Regions from separate parts of the Homo sapiens genome. Here region 1 is linked to region 2. Evidence: chromatin loops called from intact Hi-C (ENCODE). Cell type or tissue: CD4-positive, alpha-beta T cell. All regions are shown on one strand. Links, peaks and the distances in the headings refer to the core of each region. The heading gives the core; the rest is flanking DNA.

Region 1 (5,367 bases), core at 212-5,211, 60 kb after region 2:
AGGCGCACGCCACCATGCCCTGCCTAATTTCGTATTTTTAGTAGAGATGGGGTTTCACCATGTTGGCCAGGCTGGTCTCAAACTCTTGACCTCAGGTGATCTGCTCACCTCGGCCTCCCAAAGTGCTGGGATTACAGACGTCAGCCGCCGTGCCCGGCCTGCCTTATTCTTTTTTACAGCTAAATAATATCAATATAATCATCTATATTGGAATGTCACATATTGTTAGATGTTTGAAAAATCTTTTATGTTGAAATATGCATTTTTATAGATGGCCTTTGAACAGTATTGAAAAACATGATTTGGGGGTATAAATATGTTTAAATGTGAAATTTCAGAGAGATGATTTCAACAATCATTCCTTTCAAAGGTAAAGATGGGGCTGAGCACAGTGGCTCACGCCTGTAATCCCAGCATTTTGGAAGGCCAAGGCGGGCAGATCACCTGAGGTTGGGAGTTCGAGACCAGCTTGACCAACATGGTGAAACCCCATCTCTACTAAAAATGCAAAATTAGCCGGGCGTGGTGGCGCATGCCTGTAATCCCAGCTACTTAGGAGGCTGAGGCAGGAGATTCGCTGGAACCCAGGAGGTGGAGGTTGCGGTGAGCCAAGATGGCACATTGCACTCCCGCCCCGGCAACAAGAGTGAGACTCCATCTCAAAAAAAAAAAAAAAGAAATGTTTTGTTTTTATATTATAAACCTAAAAATTTAGTCACTCAGTATTTTTTCATATTTAACAATACTGCTATCTTGTGACAAACTATCCATAACATAAAATTTGCCAATCTAACCTTTATTTTATTTTTTTTTTTTTGAGATGGAGTCTCACTCTATTGCCAGTCTGGAGTGCAGTGGTGTGATCTTAGCTCACTGCAACCTCCACCTCCTGGGTTCAAGCCATCCTCCTGCCTCAGCCTCCCGAGTAGCTGAGACTATAGGCGTATGCCACCACGCCCAGCTAATTTTTGTATTTTCAGTAGAGACAGGGTTTCACCATTGTCGGCCAGGATGATCTCAAAGTCTTGACCTTGTGATCTGCCCGCCTCAACCTCCCAAAGTACTGGGATTACAGGCATGAGCCACCGTGCCCAGCCTGCCTCTTTAGCCTAGGCTGGAGTGGAGTGGTGCCATCTGGGCTCACTTCAACCTCCATCTCCTTGGCCCAAGCCATCCTCCCACCTTAGCCTCCCAAGTAGCTGAGACTACAGGATCGCACCACCACGACCAGCCAAATTTTTACTGTAGAGACGGGGTTTCACCATGCTCCCCAGACTGGTCTCAAACTTGCGAGCTGAATCCATCCACCCACCTTACCAGGACCAGCCCATTCTAACCATTTGGAAGTATACAGTTCAGTAGCATTAAATACACTCACATTGTTATGCAACCATCACCACCATCCATCTCCAGAACTTTCTATGATCCCTAACTGAAACTCTATAACCATTGAACAACTCCCCTTTCCTCCTTCCCCCAGGCCCTGGCAACCACCATTCTATTCTATTTTTTGTCTCTGATGTTGCCTCCTCTAAGTCCTTTATACAAGGGGAATCATATGGTATTTGTTTTTTTGTTACTGGTTTATTCCAGGTAACCTAATGATCTCAAGGTTCACCTGATTGCAGCATGTGTCAGAATTTCCTTCCTTTTTAAGGTGAGCATGGTGGCTCATGCCCATAATCCCAGCACTTTGGGAGGCCAAGGCAAGTGGATGACCTGAGGCCAGGAGTTCAAAACCAGCCTGGCCAACATGGCAAAACCGTCTCTACTAAAAATACAAAATTAGCCAGGCGTGGTGGCGCATGCCTGTAATCCCAGCTACTCGGAAGGCTGAGGCAGGAGAATTGCTTGAACCCAGGAGGCTTGAGGTTGCGGTGAGCCGAGATCACGCCATTGCACTCCAGCCTGGGCAACAAGAATGAAACTCCATCTCTAAATAAATAAATAAATAAGCCAGACATGGTGGGGCACACCTGTAATCCCAGCTACTCAGGAGGTCGAGGCACAAGAATCGTGTGAACCTGGGAGGTGGAGGTTGCAGTGAGCCGACGTCTCGCCACTGTACTCTAGCCTGGGTGACAAAGAGAGACTCTGTCTGGAAAACAAAACAAAAAACCTTCTTTCCTTAAGAAGGTAGAATAATATTCCATCATATGGCCAGACCACATTTTGTTTATCCATTCATCTGTTGGCTATTTAGGTGTTTCCAACTTTTGACTTTAGTGAGTACACTGTAGCAGCATGGGTGTACAGCTCACCCAGGATATTTTGGAAGATTGTTGGCATTTATCTCCAAAAGTTTATTTATTTATTTATTTTTTGAGACGGGGGTCTCACTCTGTCATCCAGGCTTGAGTGCAGTGGTGCGATCTCAGCTCACTGCAAGCTCCGCCTCCTGGGTTCATGCCATTCTCCTGCCTCAGCCTCCTGGTAGCTGGGACTACAGGCGCCCGCCACCACGCCCGGCTAATTTTGTTTCTATTTTTAATAGAGACGGGGTTTCAGCATGTTGGCCAGGCTGGTCTTGAACTCCTGACCCTAGGTGATCCACCCTCCTCGGCCTCCCAAAAGTGCTGGGATTATAGGCCTGAGCCACCTCACCTGGCAGAGTGTGTTTTCCAGACTATGACAATTGCCTGGTAATTTAGCTTAAATTACATTCACCTGTTAGGATTACTGTGCGTACTGTTAATGTCAACTGAATCAAATCATCTTTCCATGACTGCTGCCTAACAAGAATCCATCTCAGCCAGCCCGGTGGCTCATGCCTGTAATCCCAGCCCTTTGGGAAGCCGAGGCGGGTGGATCACCTGAGGTCAGGAGTTTGAGACCACCTTGGCTAACATGGTGAAACCCCATCTCTACTAAAAATACAAAAATAAGCTGGGTGTGGTGGTACACGCCTGTAGTCCCAGCTACTCTGGAGGCTAAGGCAGGAGAATCTCTTGAACCTGGGAGACGGAGGTTGCAGTGAACCGAAATCATGCCACTGCACTCCAGCCTGGGCGACAGAGCAAGACTCAGTCTCATTAAAAAAAAAAAAAAAAAATCGACCTCATAAAATTGATCATCTCAAAAAGAAATTATTCTCATTTCACTTTAATGATTATCCAAGACCCCAGTATAAGAATTAACCCAGCAGATTTCGTTCACATTAATGGCCAGAGTATAATAACCCTTTAAATCTTTAAGAAACATGCTTCAGATTTCAAGTTTTGAGAGTCTTTCTTCTTCTTGTTCTAGTCTATCACTGAAGCTTTTGAGTTTACTTTGTATTTCATCCAGTGATTTCTTCAGCTTCAGAAGTGTCGTTAGGTTGTATTTAATAATATCACTGGAGTTGATAATTTTTTCCTGCAGTACGGTAACTCCTTCCATCTTTTTTCTCTGTTCTTTTCCAAATGATGCTTGTATTATGCCCACAACTGTATAATATGTATATTCAATTCTCTCTCCAAAATGTCTTCTGTTTCTTTTGGATGGGGATCTGCTGCTGGAGAATTACTGGGTTCCGTTGGAGGCGCCCCATTTCCTTGCTTTTTCATGTTTTCTGTGTCCTTCCGTTGAGATCTGTGCATCCTGTGAAAGTGGCTTCTTCCAAGTTTGTGAACTCGCTTTGTAGGGGAGGACTTCTTCCTGAAAATGTAGATAGGGTGTTGGTTAGCTGGGGCACTTTGGCTTTGATTTGGGGTAGTACTGTAGGCTCTGTATGATTTCTTGGGTGGCTTAGGGTGTGGTTATTAGTGGAGGCTGTGGTTGCTGGGGACTAGGCGGCCAGGTGGGCCAGTATTTGGGCCCCAGTGGTGGCCTGATCTTACCTATTCTTTAGTCCCAGAGCAGTGCATGCTGGCTCTGTTATTAGCGGGTTGTGGGGAGTGATTCGTGTGTCTCTAGGTGCCCTGCTCTAATGCTGGTAGTGGCAGCCACTGGCTGGGGGTGTGGCTGATCTCAGGCGTTGGGGCAGTGGGTGTGATGTGGGCAGGGTAGTTGCAGTTGGGGGGGCAACCCTCCGGAATCCAGGCGGTCCCTGCTGGTGTTGGTGGTGGCTGACCAGGTTGGGCGGGCACGCGAGTCCCCGGGCCTGTAGGTAGCCTGAGGTGTTATCCGCAGGCTGGGCCCCTGAACTCAGACACCGGGGAGGAGTGTTCAGCCGCCAACGGTGGCGGAAGAGGCAGAATAGTCACCAATCCCCAGGCCTCCGGCCCGCGTGCGCAAGTCCTCAGGAGGCAGAACCACCAGCGGACTGTCCTGAGGGCCCCGGGGTTCGGTCGCTGGCTAGGACGGACAGGGAAGGGCTGGTCCCCAGGAAAGCTCAGGCGGGGTAGAGCAGGCAAGCGGTTGGTTCGCGTCTGAGTCCCGCGGTGGCGGTGGGGTTATTAGTCTTTTCGGACGTATGAAAGCCTCTGGCCTCCCCGCTCCCTCCCTGGCCCTCAGCTGGGCGGCGGCGGCTGCAGCTGCAGCTGCTCAGGGCAGGGAAGCCCGTGGGCTCCACGTGGGCTCCTGCAACGCCGCTGGGGAATCTCTCGCCCGCTGCCCCCTACTCTGGAGGTCCACGAGGGTCAGGGGGCTGTGGAAGTCCGTGGGGGGACTGCGGAGCCCCCGGGGTCTCTCACTCACCCTTTCCCCGCGCGCAGGGGCTGCAGGCCGTCCTAGCCGATCCGATTTCTCCGCGCAGGCTGCCTGGGTGCCTCTGCTCCGCTCCTCGGGCTCCCAGTGGCTTCTCGGCTGAATCCCGCGTTCTCTTAGCCGATCGGCTGCAAGTGTGAAAACCTACCGGCGCCTTCGGTTCCCGCCAGAGGAGAGGCGCGTGCCGGCGGCATCCACCAGGCCATCTTGAGCCTATGGTCCTAGGTGGGAATGGGTCCCAAGTGCGCGAGTTACTCAAGGGCGTTCCCTGGAGGGTCCGGGTCGGCCCCGCCCTCCCCTTCCAGACTGGTCCGCAAGCTCCGTGTGCACACAGGTGTGTTTGCTAATATAAATAGACTATTTGGCCGGGCACGGTGGCTCACGCCTGTAATTCCAGCACTCTGGGAGGCCGAGGCGGGTGGATCACCTGAGGTAGGGAGTTCGAGACCAGCCTGGCCAACATGGGGAAACCCCGTCTCTACTAAAAATAAAAATATCAGCCGGGCGTGGTCGCGGGCGCCTGTAATCCCAGCTACTTGGGAGGCTGAGTAACGAGAATCGCTTGAACCCGGGAGGCGGATGTTGTAGTGAGCCAAGATCGCGCCACTGCACTCCTGCCTGGGCGACAAGAGCGAGACTCCATCTCACCAAAAAAAAAAAAATCCTTTACGTTGATGTATGCATTTTTGGATGCTTTTTTCTTTTAATTTTAATTTTTTTTTTTTTGAGATGGATTCT
Region 2 (5,367 bases), core at 277-5,276:
CTGTTCTTATAACATCCCTAATCAAATAATGGGGCACAGCCCTCACAACTTCATCTAAATCTAGTTACCTCCAAAGGTCCCCCCTCCAAATACCACCACATTGGAGGATAGGGCTTCAACATATGAATTTGGTGGGGACACACACATCAGTCCAGAGCATCTCCTGATATAATATGGTAGACTAGACCACCTATGAAGAATTTCTGTCTCTCCCAGCAAGCCCAAATAGAGACCATAAATCTAATCAAACCTTCCAACCTAACTTCCAAAATAGAAGAGATACAGGGGGCAGAGGATCCAATTAATTACACCACTGGGAAGCAATTAGTCAAAACTAGTACGTGGACATTGCAGATCAAGTTAACTACACCACTGGGAAGGAAATAGCTAAATCTAGTACGTGGACATCGCAGAGAACAACTGGTCTTCAACAAGTCAACAGCGTGGAGGAAAAAGTACTCTCTCAAAGGGGGAAGACTTTCCTACACTAAAAGGGAGAGAAAAGACAGAATAACCAATAAGCAGACTTATTTAGATCCTGATTTGAACAAACTAACAATTAAAAACTGCTTTTTGGCCAGGCACAGTGGCTCACACCTGTAATTCCAACACTTCGGGAGGCCAAAGCTGAAGGATTACTTGAAGCCAGGAGTTCAAGACCACCCTGGGCAACATAGCAGGACCCCACCTCTATGAAAAATTTAAAAGTTAGCCAGCCATGGTGGCCCATGCCTATGGTCCCAACTACTTAGGAGGCTGAGGTGGGAGGATTGCTTGAACCCAGGAGGTCGAGGCTGCAGTGAGCTATGATTGCACCATTACGCTCCTGCCTGGGTGACAGAGCAAGACCCTGTCTTTAAAAAAAAAAAAAAAAAAAAAAAAAAAAAAAAAAAAAAAAAAATCAGACGTTAACAAGGAGCAGTAACAATGAAATTAAAGCACTCTTTGTCAAGAAACAGCCCTGTCATCATTGCCTGTCAACTGAAGCCAAGCCCCGGTAAACACACTACTGAAGGCCAAGGCTGCAAGGACCACTGCTGTCCCCAAGCCTTCAGCTTCTGGACATCTTGGATCTCAAGGACAAGGGACACTTGTGATAGATAGCTCATGAGACACAGAAACATGTGACGCCCAAGCCAGCTCCAGCCTGTAACTCACCCAGGCAACAACCAGGTGCCTGCAATGCCCACGCTGGGCTTTCTGGGCAAAGAGACTCAGTCACACTCTGGAATATCAATGTGCCCCAAGCCTCCCCAACACCTTCTGGTATCCTTTTTAGGAATCCATTGCCCACAGATTCATCCACATCCTCCCTAAACCTAATTATATCCTCTCCCTGTTCTTATCCTGGTGGAAAGAGTTCTGGAAGATTCCACACTTGTTTGAGCCTCTTTTTGTTTGTGCTAAAATGATCCCTTCCAAGTTTCTGCAGATGTCCCCAAGTTCCAACCCACCAAATGCCAGAATGAGGTCCCCATTCGCTCCCGCTCTTCATGGTCCTCACCTCTTGCTTTTTTGCAGGCGTATTTCAGGCTGCAAACACCTTTTTTTTTTTCCTTCCCACACCTTTTAATTACAAAAGTATTACATGAATATACGCTCCTTGCAAAACATCCATTCAATCCCCGTACCGGCCAGTAGGTTCTCTTAGGGACCAAGCACAGTGGCTCATGCCTGTGATCCCAGCACTTCGGGAGGCTGAGGCAGGCAGATCATTTGAGGCCAGGAGTTTGAGACCAGCCTGGCCAACGTTACATTTTTTATTGGCCAACAATACAAAAATTAGCCAGGCGCAGTGGTGGGCACCTGTAATCCCAGCTACTTGGGAGGCTGAGGCAGGAGAATCACTTGAACTTGGGAGGCAGAGGTTGCAGTAAGCCAAGATTGCACCATTGCACTCCAGCCTGGGAGACAGAGCGAGACTCTGTCTCAAAAAAAACACAGAAACCAGAAAAACATTCAGACAAGCCACAAGCAGACAGAGGGAAAATGGGACAGTCCCCTGGCCCAGCCCTAGACTTCTTCATAACATTAACTGCTGAAATGGTTTCCTAGAAACTTTTTTCAGGCATTTATCTACCTAGATGTAGATCTGATTTTCCTTTTCATAAATGAAATCGTGCTGTATATATTATTCTGTAACTTGAAAAGCTTGTTTTTTAGACAATCCTCATATGGAACTGTGCAGAGGCCACACTAGCGTGGGTGTTTGGAGAATGCTCCTCATAGAAGCCCCGGGTAAGTATTTCCAAACAAAATGAGAGAAATAGGATTGCATACAAACTTTTCCAGAGGCACTTTTATGCTTTTCTGGGTCCCGCCCTATTCAGCCATGACTGTATATTTCTTCCCAGCATGAAACATCCCTGTCTCCTTGTTATTAAGGAATTAGCCAGAAATCATCTTGGAGTCCTCTGATTTGGTAAATATCAAGGAGAAAAAAAGAACTAGGAGCTGTCTTTTAGCTTTGATAGGCAGAGCAGTATGCTAGAAAACACCAGATCTGGGCCTGGCGTGGTGGCTCACGCCTGTAATCCCAGCATTTTGGGAGGCCGAGGCAGGAGGATCTCTTGAGGCCAGAAGTTTGAGACCAGCATGTGTAACACAGTGAGATCCCACCTCTACAAAAAATCAAAAAATTAGCCAGTCATGATGGTGTACACCTGTGATCTCAGCTACACAGGAGGCCAAGGTCGGGGGATCACTTGAGCCTGGGAGATCAGGTTTGCAGTGAGCTATGATCGCACCACTGCATTCCAGCCTGGGGAGCAAGCAAGACCCTATATTAAAAAAAAAAAAAAAAGAAAGAAAGCACAAGAGGTCAGTCCTGAGTGGCTCCTAGGCCTAGCAAATCCTGAGCCTCTGTTTCTTCAGCTAAAGGAAAGATACTACTCTAATGTTTTAACCCTAGGGTTGTTAAGGATCAAAAGAAATGGAGATTGGGAGGCCAAGGCGGGAGGATCGCTTGAGCCCAGGAGTTTGCGACAAGCCTGGGCAACAGAGTTGAGATTCTGCCTCTGCAAAAAAAAAAAATTAAAATATAAAAAAGAGACGGAGGGAACAGACACAGGTAGTGCATTCCAGAGCGCTGTCATAGCTGTGTAGGTTGTAGTTATCACTAAATGAGAAAAGCTAAATTCAAGCGAGTTATGCAAACGAGGCGTTTGGCAACTTTTACTTGCATGCTTATGGTTTTCTGGGGAAATTCAAATGCGGGCTCCGGAGCCGCAGCCCTGAGCGTCCCGGGGGTGGCCATGGCGCCACCTGCCGGCCGAGAGGAAGGAGACGCCTGGCGGGTCCCGGCGCCCGGGCCCGGTGACCCTGCGCCCTCTCCAACCCCGCCACGGAGCCACCCGATCCCAGCCGGTTCCACGTCCCGGGGTGGCTGGGGAGTCGCAGCCGAGGATCCTCCGCGGCCTCAGCCCCAAAGACTGGGCGGGAATGACCCCTCTGGTGTCCTGGGGCCGCTGATAGGAGAGGGGTGCCCGGGACGCGAGGCCTTGGCCACCCGAGAACCTGCTCCGCGACACAAAGCCGCAGCCGCGCAGGTGAGCGGCAGAGCCACGTGAGCGGCCGAACGCCCCGGGCAGAGCCCCAGCCCCAGCCACGGCGGTCGGAACCACCTCTACTCGGAGCCCGGAACGAGGGGGCGAAGGTTGGGGAAGCGAAGAAAGGAAGGGACAGGGTGGGCGCGGCCAGAGACCACCGCAGCCCCGGAGCCGGACCCGAACCTTCAGCCCCCGCAACCCCGCAGCCCCGCAGCCCCGCGGCCCCAACCCCCAGCCTCCTCCATCGCTCGTTCCAGCTGCCCCGTCTGCAGCCCCCAACCCCCGCCGCCCCGCGCCCCAGCCCCCAATCGCCCTGCACCCAAGGCCCTTCGGTCTTTCCCCCCGTGACCCCAACCCCCAGCCACCGCCATTTCGTCCCAGTTGCCCCGTGTCCCCTGCCCCTGGCATCCGCCACCCCGCGCCCCCAGGCCCGAATCGCCCCGCACCCCAACCCCCTCCAGCTCTCGTTCCAGCTGCCCGGTGTCTGCAGCCCCCAGTCCCCGCTGCCCTGCGCCCCCAAGTCCCGGATCGCCCCGCTCTCCAGCCCCCAAGCCTCGCTCCAGCCACCCAGTGGCCAGGGCCCCCGCTGTCCGCTCCCTCCCCCCACCCCCCGGCCCCTCGGCCCCGAGCTACTCACCGGCGGCTCGCGTAGCCGCTGCCAGGGGAGCCGGCGCCGGGCTCGGGGTAGCCGTGCTGCTGCAGAGCTGCGGCCGAGAAGGGATAGAGGAAGCCGGTGGCCAGCGCCGACCCGCAGAGGCAGCAACACGCCCAGGGCAGGAGCAGGGCCAGCTTCATCGTGCGCAGCAGCCCGCGGGGACCCGGAGTCCCGGGCACGAGGACCGGCAGGAGCGCACCGGCGCCCGGACCGAACCCGCGGCACCGGCCGGGAGCACAGCGAGAGGAGCGGGGCGAGCGGTCGGAGCCCGGGTGCGAGCTGGAAATGTGTGGGGGGCGCCCACGCCTCTCCGGGGCCGCCTTTTCAAATTCGGCGAGGTGGGCTCTAAGCCGTCAAAGGGGGCGTGGGGCTTTTTTGTTAACCCTCGGCGGTCCGGGGCCGAGGAGGCGGCAGTGGCGGCAGAGCTAGGGTGCGAGCTCCGCAGGAGGTCCCTGGAGCCTAACACCCCGAAAGCCAGACCTCGCGCCCAGGCCCCCGCTACACACCTTAGAACCTTTGAAACCAAACCTTCTTCGGGTCCGCGAATGCTTTCGGAGCGCCCATTCTGTGTCTGCCAATTTCACCTGGACGATGTTGGTGAATCCTCGCCACACTGCCCTCGATGGTCCCATTCAGAAGTGGAAACTGAGGCTGGAGAAAGTTAAGCCAGACAAATGCGAGTCTTCCGATCCTTGTGCAGGGCTCTTTGGATCAAAGCGCTGCGTTCCCGTGAGAAACTGACCAGAGCTTCCCAGGATTCTCCTCCTTCCCCTTTAACCTCCAGCCCCCACCTGCCCCGCTGTCTCTTCCAGGTAAGAAGCTTTGGGAGGGGCGGAAGGGTCAGTTGGGGTGAGAAGTTGTAGCTAGATTGGGAGGCCGAGGTGGGCGGATCACCTGAGGTCAGGAGTTCGAGACCAGCCTGGCCAACATGGTGAAACCTCGTCTCTACTAAAAATACAAAAATTAGCCTAGTGTGGTGGCAGGTGCCTGTAATCTCAACTACAGGCTGGGCTGAGGCAAGCCAATCACTTGAACTCAGGAGGCGGAGGGTGCAGTGAGCCAATATCAGGCCACTGGCCTCCAGCCTGGATGACAAGGTGAGGCTCCATCTCAAAAAAAGAAAAAAGTTGTAGCTAGAATCACAGATTCATGAGACATCCTATC

The links. A loop is a pair of places that touch in the nucleus more often than their neighbours do. Peaks named below come from ENCODE experiments on the same cell type or tissue, not always from the same donor. Only the 100,000 strongest peaks of a DNase experiment are listed, where the experiment ranks them.
Region 1: it touches region 2 in a loop (5-fold over the local background); 1 of 110 quality-filtered maps calls a loop at or near these places.

What each region holds. Positions count from the first base shown.
Region 1 is chr7:101,302,282-101,307,648 of GRCh38, reverse strand. No RefSeq gene overlaps it. Among named protein-coding and RNA genes, the nearest start is that of EMSLR, 3.3 kb to the left of the region's middle. RefSeq lists enhancers at 4,138-4,840, 4,841-5,367. In CD4-positive, alpha-beta T cell, for the core only: no CTCF peak of the experiment used is centred there; no DNase peak of the experiment used is centred there; H3K27me3 peaks cover 3,078 bases.
Region 2 is chr7:101,362,009-101,367,375 of GRCh38, reverse strand. It overlaps COL26A1 (collagen type XXVI alpha 1 chain), which reads right to left and starts at 4,501. Exons shown (of 13, transcript NM_001278563.3): 1 at 4,186-4,501. The coding sequence starts at 4,343. RefSeq lists a silencer at 3,128-3,367. In CD4-positive, alpha-beta T cell, for the core only: a CTCF peak has its summit at 3,242 (motif pointing left); DNase peaks (open chromatin) are centred at 3,265 and 4,305; H3K4me3 peaks cover 446 bases; H3K27me3 peaks cover 1,016 bases.